Linked DNA regions of Mus musculus: region 2 is linked to region 1. A link is a loop called in an ENCODE intact Hi-C map of the cell type or tissue named here. Cell type or tissue: heart. All regions are shown on one strand.

Region 1 (8,000 bases):
GGAGCTAAGCTATCTAACTATCTCTAGTGCCAGGCCAGCTTTCCCACGGGAAACCTCAGGACTAAATAGTGAGACATGTGGGAACAGGGGTCTCTCAGGGGCTGCAACGTGTTGTCATAGGCTGGGCTGCTTCCTCTGGAGGTGCCTTGGGGGGGCCTCAGGCTGGGAGGAGGAGCAGACTGTGTGTCATCGGAGCATGGCTGCCAGCACTCTCCACAGACAGGTGAGTCTGCTGGCCATAGGGAGCAGGCAGGGAGCCAGCCGAGGTGGCTTTGTGTGGCTGCAGCTCAGTCTGTGGGTGTACTGCCTGGACCTCTGCCTCTTCTGGCATTCACAGATCCCTGGCCTTGTCTCAGTCACGACTTTCCAGCCGGTGCTTCTGGTTGCTGACAACCTCATTCCCAGGCAGGATTCAAACGGGAAGGGTGAACAGAAATTGGTGGGTATCGCTAGAAGTCTTCAGTTGCCCATTTCACTTTTTTCTTCCTTACAGTTTTCTTATTGAAACGCGTGCAACACACTTGTCAGTTTCTTCCCTGCTTCCTAGGACAGCTGGCACTTGGTTCTGGAGGCCTGCTTAGGTCCTGATTCAGCTGGTTCACTCGTGGCCATATATCTTGACTTTCCTCACTTTTGGGGCCCCCTCCCCCTGTTCATCATCTTGCCTAGAGAGCTTGTGGTGGTGCCTCTAGTTTCCGCCCCTGGCAGGGACTGGGACTTCTTATTGGTGGCTTGTGTTCTAGAGTATAGATTCAGGGACGAGGTGGGGTCAGATGGACTCTCTGGGCAATGGATGGTGCCTTTCCCATTTGCTTGTCTGCAGCCTTGACCATCAGCACTTCTTGGAAAGGAAGCTCAGGGGCTGCAAGAATTCTGGAGGCAGTTTCAGCTGGCAGGACCTCAGCCTGGGGACCAGGAGCTGTGGGGATCTTTGACTAATCTTTGGATGAATAGAATATACATCTCTGGGTAATGGCAGGCTGACGACACTGACTGGAATCAGGATGACAGTCCCCGAAGTCCCAACATGGCTCCCTGCAAATGGGCACCTGCTAGGACAGTTTTAGAGATGTAGTTCTGGGAATCCCCTGGTGGGCACACAGTGGAAACCAGTGAGTGAGGATCATGGATATAGCCTCACACCCTTCATCTCAGGCCTGACTTGGCATCTGGCCCACGAAAGTCCAGGGCCTGGCCAGGAGATGCTACAAAGGACAGGTCTTCCCTGTTGGGGCTGAGGGATGGCTGACACTGATGGCACCACCTCAGACCTTTCTGGAAAGAAGCAGGCGAGGCAGAGTGAGATAAACAGAAGCAGGAAGTGATGTTTGGAACAGCTGTGTGCCTGTCCAGACACGCTGTCCCTCCGGGAAGGAGGGTATAACAATGCTTGCTTGTGTGGTGAGGTGCCACCTTGGGGTGGGCCCCTAACACCCCAAGTTGGCAAGAATTGCGCCACAGTATAGTTTAGAGTTTCTCTAGGGAGCTGGAGTTGGAGGAGGTTGCTGTGTATATGTCTGTCTCACAGTGTTACCCCCTTAGGGGCACCGAGGAGACAGTGGCTTTCCCGGGGAAACCAAGTGTTGCTTGGTAAAACAGCTCTCAGAGGCACTGTATTCTAAATGCGACCCCCTTGGAGTCATTAGGTGACTCTGATCAAGTTTTTTTTTAAATGCCCCCAAGCCTCCATTTCCCACCTGTAAAATGGGTGCCAGACAGAACTAAAAGCAGTTAATGCTTTTTAAATATTTACTCCATGGAAGACATTATTCTAAGTGCTTTAGGATCTGTTAAGAAATAATGTCTGGGCTGGGAGGTGACTAAGTGCTGGGCAAGGCTAAGACCTGAGTTTGAGTGCCCAGAACCCATGTAAAGCTGGGCACTTAGTGTGTGTCTGTAATCCTCCTGCTCCTAAAACTTTTGAGATGGGAGGCAGAGACAAGAGTGTCCCTGGAAGACTGAGGGCCACCTAGACCATCATGCTATGCTTTGAATAACAAAAACACCAGGCTCAGTCAGGGTGAAGGGGGAGAACTGACACCAGAAGTTCTCATCTGACCGCCACAAGCACATACCTACAGATGCACACACACACATGCACACAGAAACACATACACGCATGCATATACTCACACATGCACAAACTCACATACACACACAGGCACATACCCGCGCATGCACACAAACTCATACATGCATGCATGCACATACTCACATATGCATATATGCATGCACACACACATGTACACAGGCACACATGTGTATACACATGCAGGTACTCACACAAGCACAAATGTGTACGCATGCACACATGCACACACACTCCCAACAGCACAGTGCCTGTATTGTGCTTCCTATTTTACAGATGGTGAGATAGAAGCATGGAGAGAGAGAGAGAGAGAGAGAGAGGGAGAGAGAGAGATATTAAAGCAACCTGCTCTAGCCAGCTCTCATAGTTACTGAGCCAGGTTTTAAATCTGGCTACTCTAAAAATGTACTCACTCCGTCGTCATCCAAATCCACAGAGTGCTCAGGAGCATTAACTGTGAGTTGGTCTGGAGAACACTCGGCACGGTACCCAGACAATACTAAGTGATCAATACATAGTATCTAATGCCACAGTTGCTGTGATTGGCATGGGTAATAAGGCTGGGATCTAGACTGCAGGGCAGAGCAGCCTGTTCTGAACCTGTCTCCCTGCCAAAACCATTTAGATGGTGCTGGCACCTCTGCAGCCTCCTAGGAGACTGGCTGCAGGGGGCTCTCAGCTGATTCTGCCCAAATCTCCCAGGACCCAGGGCATCTGGGAATGGCAGGCAGTACTGAGACTAGACACATGCAGATTCCATGCACACTGCAGAGCTGACCAGTGGGTTCTACCCAGCTGTCTGGAAATGGCCTTGTAGCAATGTGCTCCCTGGTGCTGGGGAGAGAGGAAGGCTCCCCACTTTTTTGGAATTCGATAGGATATAGGTCTATAACACAAGGCTTTTCTGATCAGACCCAAAGTTGAAACTCAAGTGTCCAGGGCTCCGAGAGCTACTCATAGTCCACTGTGTTTTCCTGTCATGAGAGGGAGCTGTAGCCTATACCTCTGTTTGCTCAGGCCTGCTCTGTCCAGGAAGGGAGCCAGTCATTGTCAGTGGCTGTGGAGCATGTGGGACGTGGCTCATCTGACTGAAGTGAGCTACTGTAAGTGTAAAGTGTGCTTCACTTTACATTTTACACTTTGCAACCCTCTGGCTCAGAACTCATTGTATAGAGGCTGGGGCCTTGAACTTTCAATCCTCCTGCCTCTCTCTCCTCAGAGTTCAGATTATGTCTGACTCTGAACATTTAATAGGAGAAAGAAAAGTAAAATAGTCCACTAGTACTTATATTGATTATGAGTCAAAATACTCATACTTTGGATATATTGGATATTTGGATAATATAATAACACATTAAGGGGAATATGGCATTAAAATAATTCTGTCTCCCTTTTTGGGGATGGCAGCACTAGAGATGGTTGAGTCCTGGGGTTTCCTAGGGCCAGGGAAGCACCCTACTAAAAAGTTATAGCCTAGCCCAACTTCCTGTTCTAAAACATGGGTTCTAGAAAACACTTGCATGTCTTGGATTTTATTTCTGACAAGCAGCCTGGGCTTAGGGGCTCACTGGCATCTCTTTGGCAAAGGCCATTATGCACACAGAGTGGATTATAAAACCCACATCCTGGTGCCCAGCTCACTGGCCACCTTGGTGCTCACAAAAGTAGAAGCAACTGTTTACAGCTGGCCTCTGTGGCCACCTGCTTCTCAGAGGCTTCAGCCAAACACAGATGGGGTAAAATCGCCCCTCTACTGACATGTGCAGGCTGGTGCCCTGGCCATTGGTTCCTCAAACAAGATGGCGTGAGAACTACTGTTTACATTGTCTTTGGTAGTATATCTCTACAATACAGGGGAAAAGGTGCCCAGGTCACATGCAAACAACGTGCCACTTTATGTAGGAGACTCGAACATCAGGTGATTTGGGTATATGTAGGACTCTTGCATCTGACGGTCAAGGATGCTATGGAGGTTTGAATAAGAGTGGTCCCCATAGGCTCATATATTTGACTGTTTAGTTGTCAGGGAGTGGGACTATCTGAGATGGAGTAGCAGGTGTGGCCTAGTTGGAGTAGGTGTGGCCTAATTGGAATAGGCGTGGTCTTGTTGGAAGCCTTTATGATAATGAACTAACTTCTGAAACTGTAAGCACAGTCCTAGTTAAACTCTCTCTTCTATAAGCATTTCCTCGGTCATGGCATCTCTTCTGTTGTTCTCCTCAACTTACAAATGTGTAAACTGAGGCACAGAGAGGCGACAACAGTTTGGCCAGAGTTACAGAAACTCTAAAAAAGAGGAGTCAAAACAGAGCCCAAGAGCGGTGGCTCCAAATAAAGAGCTGTGGCTCCGTCCAAATGGAGTTCACAGGCCTGGCTATTGACAAGGGAGCCAAAAAGTCTCTCTAGGCATATTTCTAATGTTTGGTTATGGCCAGCCTCCTTCTGCCTGGGTCTCAGCTGCAGGCCCCCCACTTTGCCTTAGAGCTTTGAGTTTGCCAGGCATCGGTATGCATAGTGGAGGACAGACTCTGAAGCATTGGCCCCGGATGCCTGCCTGGCCCACACCAAGCCAAAGAGAGCTTGGGCAGAACAATCAACCGGTAAGGTTGTGGCCTGGGCTAGAGGGCTGTGATGGGCTATATGCCCTCCAGGGATGCTGGTGTGGTCAGCTGGGAGCTGGCCTTCTTACTGCTCCTGAGGGTGGGGGTTCTCCCCATTATGCCACAGATGACTGTGAGTTCCACAGGGGTCCTGGGATGCTGAGTCCGATGGAAGAAAGGCCCAGTCTCCCCTACCAGGCTGGGAAGCAGTGCTCAGAAGTCTGTGGGGCCCATGGAAGGACTCTGCTTGCACTGTGACTTTGTCACTGACCTTTGGTCCAACCTTGGCTTCTTTGCTATGGCACCAGCTGCTGGCAGCACTTGGCTTTGGAGCCTGTCAACCCTAGCAATGGCTCTCTCTACTTATTATACTGTAGATGTTTGTCAGAGATCACGCCTGTACCCCTTAGCCATGAGACAGGTGATATGGAAAGAGAGAGAGAGAGACAGAGAGAGAGAGAGATAGAGAGACAGAGATAGAGATAGATAGATAGATAGATAGATAGATAGATAGAGAGAGAGAGATAGAGAGAGAGAGAATGGTAGGATACCCAGGAAGGTATAGCGTTCCTGAAGAGTCAAGTCCTTGAGTTCCCCAGGCTCAGCTGAGGACCTGGGAGATAGATGGGGCTATGTTCTAGGAGCTCCTCTGTCTGCATTTGCCATATCATTTCAAAAATTAAAAATTGTGCTGAATGCCATCACGAGTCTTTCCGTCTTCGCCAAGAGTGGGAGAGGGTGAAGCTCTCTGTTCATCAGAGCCAGAGGAGCTATGGATTGGACTGCAGGGCTCAAAGAGAGCTCAGCCGAAGTAGGCTGTGTAACAAAGGGAAATGTAAGGACTGTTGATACCCAGAGAGCACTTGGGAAGCTGTGATGTCATTGGCTGGAAATAGCGACTGTTAAACACGACCTCCCCTTGTGTTTTCTCACCTGCTCATAGACTGTTCTCATCAGCTCTAGGAAGCCCTGCAGGCCCTTCAGTTTGGTTTCCAGTTCAGTTCTTCGGAGACACTCAGCATCCAGGTCCTGGAGTTGGGAGTGGAGGTGAGAGTGGAGACTAAGAAAGCCAGGGCTTGGGGCAGGAGTTGGGCAGGAGTCAGGGGAGGGGGAGGATATCCAGAGGAAGTCTGCCTCTGAGCCTGAAGAAAGACAGCCTGCTGCTGGGCCTTTTGCCTCTTGGTCCCTCAGCCCATGTGCCTGAGGGTTTTGCTTAGGTATCAAGGTAAGTGGATGATGCTGGTGACAAGGGCAGGGGTGTGTGTGTGTGTGTGTGTGTGTGTGTGTCATGATGGAGGGAGGGTCATGATGGAGGGAGGGTCATGATGGAGGGAGGGTCATGATGGAGGGAGGGTCATGATGGAGGGAGAGTCATGATAAAGGGAAGGTCATGATGGAGGGTCATGATGGAGGGAGAGTCATGATAAAGGGAGGGTTATGATGGAGGGAGGGTCATGATGGAGGGAGAGTCATGATAAAGGGAAGGTCATGATGGAGAGAGGGTCATGATGGAGGGAGAGTCATGATGGAGGGAGGGTCATGATGGAGGATCATGATGGAGAGAGGGTCATGATGGAGGGAGGGTCATGATGGAGAGAGGGTCATGATGGAGGGAGAGTCATGATGGAGGGAGGGTCATGATGGAGGATCATGATGGAGAGAGGGTCATGATGGAGGGAGGGTCATGATGGAGAGAGGGTCATGATGGAGGGAGGGTCATGATGGAGGGAGGGTCATGATGGAGGACCCTGGGCACTAGGTGTTACCTTCTTCAGCTGGACAAAGGTAAACTCCAGGTCTGTGCGCTTGGAGATCTCGTCCTCATACCTGTGGGGAGAGATGTTCTTTAGCAATGTTGTAGAACTTAGGGTTTAGTTAACTTTCCTTGAGAGTCCAGGTCTCTGTTAGATCTTTGTGCTTTGTGATGATTAGAGAAGGTAGCCATTCTGGGTGTGGAGGCATATGTTCATAATTCTAGCACCTGAGAGACGGAGACAGGATTCAACAAGCTTGAGGACAACCTGGACTGCAAGTTCTAGGCTATTCAGGGCCACATAGTGATGCCTTGTTAGGACAAAAAACAAAACAATCAAAATCAAATAAGAGAACTTGGGTCTTCCTTTGGTGGGCACAGACTCTACTGCACAGCCCTCTGGGAAGCCTTCTTGATGGTGTACCCCTTTCATGGTGGCTCTTTTCTCTACCCACCCCCCAGAATCACAAGTGCAGGTGGGCTATGCCTGTAGTCAGTCCTCTTCTAGCATTTAGCTCATTCCTCTTGTTAAACTAGAGAATCTTGAGGGGAAAAGACCAAATCCATGATTGTCCATTTAAAGCAAGCTGCATTTTGGGGTGCACCTAGGACTGGCCAGGTGTCTGTCTCACCCTAAGTCAGAATTTGAGAGCAGCCCCTGCTGGCATCTTGAAGTCCCTTTTGTATGAGAGACAAGGTGTTCACAGGGGAGAGCCAGTTGTTGTACATTGTTCAAAAGAGGCGATGAAAGGGAAGCAACAGGGGTAAGCATACACATCGTGCGAATGGAGTGCCAAGGAGTTTACATGCCTGTCAACTCTCTTCCATGTAGCTTCCCTCCTGTGTCAGGCTCACCCTGGGTTTGTAAAAAGGAGATTGTTGGGTGGGGACAGAACCCTTTGGTCCCTCACTTTTCCCTCTTCTAGGTAAGACAGTAGTCTTGGCCTCATCAGGTGGATGGCATCTGCCAGCCTCAGATGTCCTATCCTCGCCCTCAGGGACAGCCCCAGTGGATGTACACGGATATGGGTTAGCTTCTTTTCCCCTTTCCAGGAATGCCTGACTCAGGGTTCTAATTACAGGTGCCTGCTGCCCAGCCTTTGACCTCCTGGAAGGGCAGTGTCACAGTGGCCCTGGCAGCTGACTAGACCCACATGTTTTCTGAAGGGGAGTGGACCTAAGGATGGCAGGGTTCAGAGGGCACCAAGGTCTCAAAATTGGGGAATAGGCTGCACTTGGCCTTACCCTGTCTTCCAGGAATCTGTGAGGCTCTCTGAGGGTCATGATGGGGCTGGACAGGGGTCATGCATCAGGGAGAACAAAAATGCTCAGAGGTTCTGACTACAGGTGTGCTGATTATAGGTGTCTATATGTGTGTAACAGGTACCACGGGCTCCCTTTCCTGGTGGTCCCTAACACCTTCTCCTGTGACCCTCAGAGATTGCAGCTGGGGAGGACCTCAGGGTCCTGTGAGGAGTGCAGGCTGAGCAGAGGGCTCAAGTGCTAACTCCCCTGAGGGGCAACTGCACAGCTTAGTTACAACTTATGTGTGTGCGTT
Region 2 (8,000 bases), 55 kb after region 1:
ACCACCAGGAAAAGAAGAACCCTGACTTAGTCAAGGGCTGATGGAATTGTCTTGTTTCACTTATTCATGTAAAGGTTGATGACCATATTTTAAAAAGATTTATTTATTTTTATCTTATATGCATTTGTGAGTGTCTGCATGTGTGTGTGTGCATGTCTGCATGCGTGTGTGCACAGGTGCATGGCTGGTGCCCATGGAGGCCAGAGGAAGGTGTCAGATCTGGAATTGGAGTTGCAGATGGTTACAGACCTCCAAGTTGATGCTGGGAAAGGAACTCCATCCTTACACAAGGGCAGCCAGTGCTCTTGACCATGGAGTCATTTCTCCAGCCCCTGCTGATGTCTTTTAAATTCTGAGATCTTTTGCCAACTTTCCCTGCAGGAGGAGGTGACAATCAATAACCCCAGTAGCACAGCACAAGGCTGGAGTGCTGCTAACATGGGTTCAGTCTTCACTGGCTTCACAGGCACAAAAGGGTTTCAAGTCTACTGTTTGAGACAGAATCTTGCTGTGCAGCTCTGGCTGGTCGTCAGCTCACAGCCTTCACTGTCAGCTCCTGCCTTGCTTGGGTCATGGGCGTGTGTCACCATGCCTAGCCTGGCTTTGTGCCTCTATTCTTTTTCCTACCCCAGTTTGAGAGGTGCTGAGCAGTCCTTCATATTTGCAAGTAATTTTCTTTGTTATAATTGTATTTACTTTATTTATATATCATTTATTTATTTAGTATGTGTATGTGTGTACGTATGTGTATGTGTGTATACGTGTGTATGTGTGTATGTATATGTGTGTATGTATGAGTATTTATGTGTATATGGGTATTGTGTATGTATATGTGTGTATGTGTATATATATATGTGTGTGTGTATATATATGTGTGTATATATATGTGTGTATGTATATGTGTGTATGTGTACGTGTGTATATATATGTGTATATGTATATGTGTGTATGTGTACATGTGTATGTATGTATATATATGTGTATATGTATATGTGTATATGTATGTGTATATGTGTGTATGCATGTGTACATGCAGATGCCTTCAGGCACTCACAGAGGCTGATGGTATTGGCTCCCTGGAGCTAGAGTTGCAGGAAGATGTGAGTCACCTGACCTGAGTCTGGGAACTGAAATTGGGTGGTCTTAACCACAGATCCATCTCCCCCATCTCCCACGGTCCTAATCATCACCATTATTATTATTTTTTTAAAGTAATCTAGTGGTTCCAACTACTGGGGTTCAAATCTTAGCTTTTCTACATTTTAGCTGTGGGAGCTTGGGCAAGTGACTTAAATTATTTGTACTTCAATGTATTCTCTTCATATGAGGACCATACTGGGTTTGGTGAGACATGTCTATAATTCTAGCACTTAGGAAGCTGGGACGGGGTCATCAACAATCTGAGGCCAGCTTTGGCTACACGGTGACAGCCTGTCACAAAAGGTGGAGAGGTACAATACACCTCTGTGTCATAGGTTATATCATACGGACAAAATGGTTCAGTACGTTAAGCCGGCACATGCGCAGAAGATACCATGTAAACCACAGCCCACATTCTCCATGCCTGTTATGTTCTTCAGGATGGTGGTGTACAGTCAGGAAAGTAGCCTGCTGTCCATCACATCCTTCTCAGCCTGTGTCCCTCAGCTCCTTTGTGTTATGCTTGTATGCCCTGAAGTTTTTGTGTGTGCCACTATTAGAGATTGAGCATTGGTCCACATACATGCTGGTCACGCACTCTGCCATTGGCTACCTCCCCCAGTGGCTCACGCAGACTGCTAAATGGCTTTTAGTCTGATCAGCAGTCACAGTTCAAGATCATGAAAAAAAAAACTCCCCCCCCCCCCGGTCTAAGAATTAGAATGTGTGTTTTTTTTTTTTCTGGTCTTGAATACAAGTTATTATGTTTCTCCTGCTCTGTGAATGGAGCCACAATGTCCACTGGGCCAGGATTGCAGGGGCCAGGCATCCAGGTCAGGATTGGTGGATACAGGTAGTGCTAATAATCTGTGCTCACTGCTGTTGGTGGTTGGGTTCCAGAGGATGCTTAGCATAGTAGCCAAGAGAGTCAGGGGACAAGCAAAGTTTACACTTGGCATCGCTTAGTGTGAGTGTGAGTGTGAGTGTGAGTGAGTGTGTATGGTATGTGTGAATGTGTGGTGTGTGTTTGAATATGTGTGTGAATGTGTGTGTGTGAATGTGTGTATGTGAGTGTGTGTAGCCTCACTGAGTTAGGCAGAAGACAATGGAGGAGTTTGTGGGGCTAAGGCAAAATATAGGAGGTAGTCTCTCTAAGGTCTGCATGTGGTGAGAGGGGAGGGGAAGGAATGGGTAAGAGAGAGAGAAAGAGAGAGAGAGACAGAGAGAGACAGAGAGAGACTGGGTTCAGATGAACCACTAGGCTGTGAACTCTTTTGGGGCAGGAATTTGATGGGAGGTGTGGTGTCAGGGGCTGGCAGCCCTCTGTGAAACACTTCAAAGGACATTTGTGTGTGTGTGTGTGTGTGTGTGTGTGTGTGTGTGTGTTGCCTCCACCTGGCACTGAGTGGCCTCTCAGGTTGGTCTGGGAATGTGGGAGCAGGAGGAATCTAGCTAGCACTGGAGTTTTAAAGAATGTTCCAGGGAGGGGTAAGAGGCCCAGGGCAGATGTGGGGTAGGCTCAGGAATGAGGAAGTATTTCTCAAGCCTGTGTGTGGTGGTTATAGGGGGCCGAGGCCTGGACTGAAGTGCCCAGGTACTTTTGTCTGTGTGCTTCCCAGCTCTTGTTAGACCCTCATCCTGAAGGAGCTGTGGCTGAGGGGGCCAGGACCCGTCCAGGTCAGCGCACTAGCTGTGCCCTGCTGGGGCTCAGCTTGAGAAAGAGAAGGAGCTCTTGGTGTGGGTGAGAAACAACCTCCAAAGTGGGGGATGGGTGGCAGGGGCTGTAGCAGGATGGAAAGTGGGGTGCAGAGGGGGACAAAGGACTGAGGAAGCACCTTGAGGGGTAGGGAGTCTCCTTGAGAGCTTAGGGTTGTCTACCTGAAAAGGCAAAGCAGGAAGAATATGACATTCCCATCCTCCCCACCTAGGACGCCCCTAAAGGACCAGTCTCACTGCATGGAGCCAGAGGTGGGCTAAAGGCTGTCCAAGTGAGTCTGGGAAAACTGGAAGTCCAGGAGCACTCCGAGGAGCACTGAGCACACCACCACGGGTTACCACAGAGGCCAGTTTTAGTTGATTCCCTTGTCAGGCATAGCCTAGTGGGTTTGTAAGCAGGAAAAATGAGGCAGAGCAGGGAGGAACGTCTGGATGTGAACGGGAGACAGGACACACACATGTGCATACAAATGTGTTCAGTTGTGAATCCAGACCCCCCATGCACAGACTGCACTCATATACACTCACACTAGTGTGTTAGGGGTATGAGGGCACAGAAGGGTACGCACAGCCATCCCAGGAACCCATACAGTAGTTTGAGGAGGGGGTGAGGCAAGCCCTCTGAACTTGGATGGTGGGGAGGGCGCAGTTACTGAAACAGCTCTTCCCAGTAAGGATCGTCACAGGGCCAGGTTACTCAAGAACTGAGCTGAGCTCTCCAGTAGCAGCTGGGCCAGGAAGGAGAGTCCTAGGAAGCCTAGGGCTTCCCCAGCCAGTGGGTGAGGGGTTTCAACTTTCAGCAGGAGCTAAAGTTTGTCAGGCACTTCCTTTTGTAGCACTTGGCTTTCCTACTGGCCTCAGGAATCTAGGTATTCACTCCTCATACCTGCTCTAGGAAGCCTTCTCCTGCCAATTGTAAGGTGGTCTCTTTGCGGTCCAGAGATTTCTGGGCTGTGGGTATCTTGGACAACTTGCCTGAGGTGTGGGTGTCTCACGACGGCGTCTCGGCCTCCTGCAGACACTTCCCGAGTGGACGAAGAGCCTTGGGCGGCGGCTGGGGGCGGTGCGAGGGCAGAAGGCAGGCGGACAGGAAGGCCCTGGCTGCAGAGAAAGGTGGCCAGCGGCCAGCCCCGCCCTGTCCCCACCTGTGTGCGCTCAGCCTCCGCCCCGCATGGAGGAATAAAAGGTCGCAGACTGCCTGAGGTCAGGGAGTTCGCGCTGCTCCTCGCCTCGTCCAGCCAGCTGTGTCCAGCCGCTATGTCCATCCACTTCAGCTCTCGCTCCACTGCTTACCCGGGCCGCGGGGCTCAGGTGCGCCTGAGCTCGGGCCGCGCCAGCTTCGGCAGCAGGAGCCTCTATGGCCTGGGCTCATCAAGGCCTCGTGTGGCCGTGCGCTCCGCTTATGGGGGCCCGGTGGGCGCTGGCATCCGCGAGATCACCATCAATCAGAGCTTGCTGGCGCCGCTGAGTGTGGACATCGATCCCACCATCCAGCAGGTGCGCCAGGAGGAGCGCGAGCAGATCAAGACCCTCAACAACAAATTCGCCTCCTTCATCGACAAGGTGAGACAGCCTCAGTCGCACGGTTCTTTCCGGCCACGCCTTGCCCTGGGAGGCTGGTGTAGGTCTCTTTCCTCTTGTGTCTTCGGTGGGCTCTGTATAGTACTTCTCCTTACACCCTCCTTTAGTCTCCAAACTCCGCTCTGCCAACAAATGGCCTTGGGCCCCTCCCTTTCCTCAAGGACTCAAGGATTGCCCCCAAGTTCTCTCCAGCTTCCATAGTTGACTGGTCTCGGGGGATTTGGAGCCACTTTGTAACAGGTGTGAGGCTAGGAGCTCTGGAGGCCAAGGCCAGCAGTTAGTTCTTTGGTGTCTGGGTCCCTTTCCCTGGGAGGAGGTTGTGAGGAGTCAGGAATGGGGTGGGATGACTCCTCCTTTCTCCATGGGAGAACTTTGTATCTGAGGTAGATGCTGAGAATAAAGGCCTGGCGGAGGGAGGCTTCTGCCCTACTTACCTGCCCGTTCCTCTACCTTTTTTGTTGGTAGGAGGTAAGGTTACCTCTGCCTTTGCAGATGGCTCTGTGGGAGACTGGGACTTGGGAGAGGGGCCCTTTGGAAGGTATCTCCCTGGCTGTCCATCCCAGTCATTCATGGGCATCTAGGAAGCTGAGGCCTGCAGTCCTGCCTGTCCCTCTGGCTAGGACCAATCCCTTGCTTCACCGTCTCCCTTCCAGTCCTCCTGCCTGTACCGTTCTGTCCCAGAAATCCTTAAAAGAAACTTCCCAGACTGCTCTAGCCCCACTTCCTGCTCTATGCTGAGCTGTGCCATCCTAATCCAGCTCATGATTCCTCAGGCTGCTGGTTTCAAGGGCTTTTCTTGCCTCCCACCTTCAGGCTGAGATAAGAGGAAGGAGAGAAGATACTGAGGAAGAAAGAAAAATTCCAGCGTGGAAGGAGGGGCCAGTCCAGTCAGTCCCCTAATACCCTCTCACCCCCAGCTTCAGAGAAGAAAGGGGCTATTTAAGGGGCAGAGGTAGAAAATACCATTGAAGCAGAATTGGCTAGGAACAGTGTACTCCACTAAGCCAAGCACATCAACTCCATGGCTTACACTTGAAATAGGGTCCTAGGGATGAGGGGTAAGCACAACTAGTGGGCACATGGGCTCTGCTGCACAGTGGTTCCAGACTTTTCAACATCTGTGGTAGTAGAGTCTGGCCCCTCAGGTTCCTCCTCTTCCACACCCCTCCAGGTACGCTTCCTGGAACAGCAGAACAAGATGCTGGAGACCAAGTGGGCGCTGCTGCAGGAACAGAAGTCAGCCAAGAGCAGCCAGCTTCCCCGAATCTTTGAGGCTCAGATTGCTGGGCTGAGGCAGCAGCTCGAGACACTGCAGCTGGATGGGGGCCGCCTGGAGGTGGAACTGCGGAACATGCAGGATGTGGTGGAAGATTTCAAGAATAAGTAATGTCCCTGGTGCCTTTTGGAGGATCCCAGCCCTGGGGACAGTATGCCTCTCACACACAGACCCTCCACAAGTGTCCCTGGTTCAGACCTGGTCAGGGGTCAGAGTGCACAGCTGCTCAGCACTGGAATGGCTGGAGCTATGGCCTTTGTTGACACAGTCCCTGCCTCACCTCTCCTTCTTGCCCCCAGGGGCTGTTGCTGGGACATTCTGGTCATTTTTTCCCTCAGCTTAGTCAGAAATTACCCTGTCTACCCTGACAGTGCTAGTTCCTTTTTTGGTGCCTAAGTCCCTAGGCACCATGAGTAGAAGGTGTCCTATGACTGGAATGCTTCAGAACGTATAGCCCTCACAGATTATTCTAGGACAGCCTTTCCCACCTCATGCAGATGAAGAATTGGAAACCAGACTGTCTATGGGACTTAGTCAAAATCACATTGCAGGTCACAGGAAACTTGTTCTTGAAGTTGGGTCCTTAATTCCCAGGAGGGGCCAAAGAGCTGATATGAGAAGGAAAGAAACAGATGGAGTTAATGGTTTTGCATGACACAGCAGGGCTCAGGGCAAACTAGGGACGGAGCCACCAGAGACAGGAAGCCTGGGATTTGTGGGTACCTTTGAATGTCCCCGAAAACTCTTTTTTTCTCACTGAACAGAAAGCAAAGCCTAAGACTTGAGCGGGGCCCCTCCCCTGTTCCCCTCCTCCCCTGCCCCTGAGCACCGGGGACAGCTAGTGTGCTCTGTGTGTTGTTGTGTGACTAAGAGGGACCAGGCATACCAGCTCTGACCGGAGGAGAACAAACAGGACCTCTGGGGAGTGTCTCCCACCAGCTGCTTCCCTTGGGCAAAAGTCAACAGACAATCTCATAGAAGGTGGAACCAGACAGGTGCAGGGCAAGAGGATTCTGGGTAGCCAGCCAGCCCCTATTGTCAGGCAGTCAGCCCACACCCAGCCCCCCTCACCTCAGAGCAGCCGGCTTCTGTGAGCTTCAGGTAGGACGAATGAGGGACAGGCAGCAGGCACAGGGAAGGGGAATGGCTGCCCTGAGAGCTCAAGCCTATTTGGAGCCCAGCAACCCAGCCCCAAGGTGGAGCTTCAGAGAGCCTTGCAGATGTAGCTTCTGTGAGACTGAAGTACCACTCTGGATGTGTGAATGTCCCCAGCCTGGCTCCTGGCTGGCGCCCTGCTTTCTACCAAAGCCGTTCATCCAGGCTGCCTCCTGCCAGTCTCAGCAGGCAATTCCTGCGAGCGCCTGAGCTCTCAGTCCTTCATCCCCACCTTCCCACCTGTCCTTACATTTTCTTTTGATTCTTCCCTACAAACACACTGGAACAGGCAAATGCATACTCTTCCCGTTTGCCCTGCTTGCAGAAATCCTCCCAAAGCCAGGTGCCAGCTCCTTCAGAGGAGGAGGAGGGATTTGGGGGAAAGATGTAGGCTCTACCATCCAGTGTGGCCTGGCTTTTCAGGACTTCATGTGCTTTGTCCTGACTCATCAAGCTTCTCCCCTTTGAGCTTCCTCTTCGCAACTCAGGGGTGGGCCTACCTAGTGGTCAGGCTTGTGTTAGCTGTGGGGAGTTAAGCTAGGGATTGTCCCTTTGTAGTACAGTGACCTGGGCTGGTGACCTGCCTCTGTGTTTTCAGTTCTGACAATTACAGTACTATATTGTGGGGCTGTTGGGAGGGTGTGTGTGTGTGTGTGTGTGTGTGTGTGTGTGAGAGAGAGAGAGAGAGAGAGAGAGAGAGAGAGAGAGTTATCCCACAGGAAGTGCACACCAGTGCAGGCTCCATATACAGCCCCTAAGCATGGCTATGATTGCTCTCCCCATCAGTAGCTGCAGCCTTTGGCGTCTAATTCATATACATTTCCTAACCCCCTTCCCTCCATGCCGAGACTTAGAACCTTGGAACTCTGCATGGAGGTGAGAGAAATTATGTTTTGTAGCCCTGACCCCTGCTCTCTGAGGTGTGTCACTGAGTGTTGTGTGTGAGTGCTTGGGGGCTAAGCTGTATGTTACCCTCCCACCTCCCCCTGCAGGTATGAAGAGGAGATCAACCGACGCACGGCTGCTGAGAATGAGTTTGTGTTGCTGAAGAAGGTGAGGGGCAGAGGTACTAGAGGGCCATCTCATACACAGGATGGGACCCTGGCTTTACCACAGGGCTAGGTCTGTGGTC

What was found. Peaks named below come from ENCODE experiments on the same cell type or tissue, not always from the same donor. Only the 100,000 strongest peaks of a DNase experiment are listed, where the experiment ranks them.
Region 2: a loop joins it to region 1, with 2.0 times the contacts of the local background. A loop is called at or near these places in 3 of 42 quality-filtered maps.

What each region holds. Positions count from the first base shown.
Region 1 is chr15:101,353,025-101,361,024 of GRCm38, forward strand. It overlaps Krt80 (keratin 80), which reads right to left. Exons shown (of 9, transcript NM_028770.3): 3 at 6,456-6,516; 4 at 5,623-5,718. It overlaps Gm35853 (a long non-coding RNA gene), which reads left to right and starts at 5,569. Exons shown (of 3, transcript XR_875674.2): 1 at 5,569-5,736. In heart, a CTCF peak has its summit at 3,081; no DNase peak of the experiment used is centred here; H3K27ac peaks cover 303 bases; H3K27me3 peaks cover 1,717 bases.
Region 2 is chr15:101,408,361-101,416,360 of GRCm38, forward strand. Krt7 (keratin 7) reads left to right here and starts at 4,043. Exons shown (of 9, transcript NM_033073.3): 1 at 4,043-4,419; 2 at 5,609-5,820; 3 at 7,861-7,921. The coding sequence starts at 4,114. It overlaps Gm671 (a long non-coding RNA gene), which reads right to left and starts at 3,832. Exons shown (of 4, transcript XR_384459.2): 1 at 3,743-3,832. In heart, no CTCF peak of the experiment used is centred here; no DNase peak of the experiment used is centred here; H3K4me3 peaks cover 1,418 bases; H3K27ac peaks cover 2,900 bases; H3K27me3 peaks cover 4,922 bases.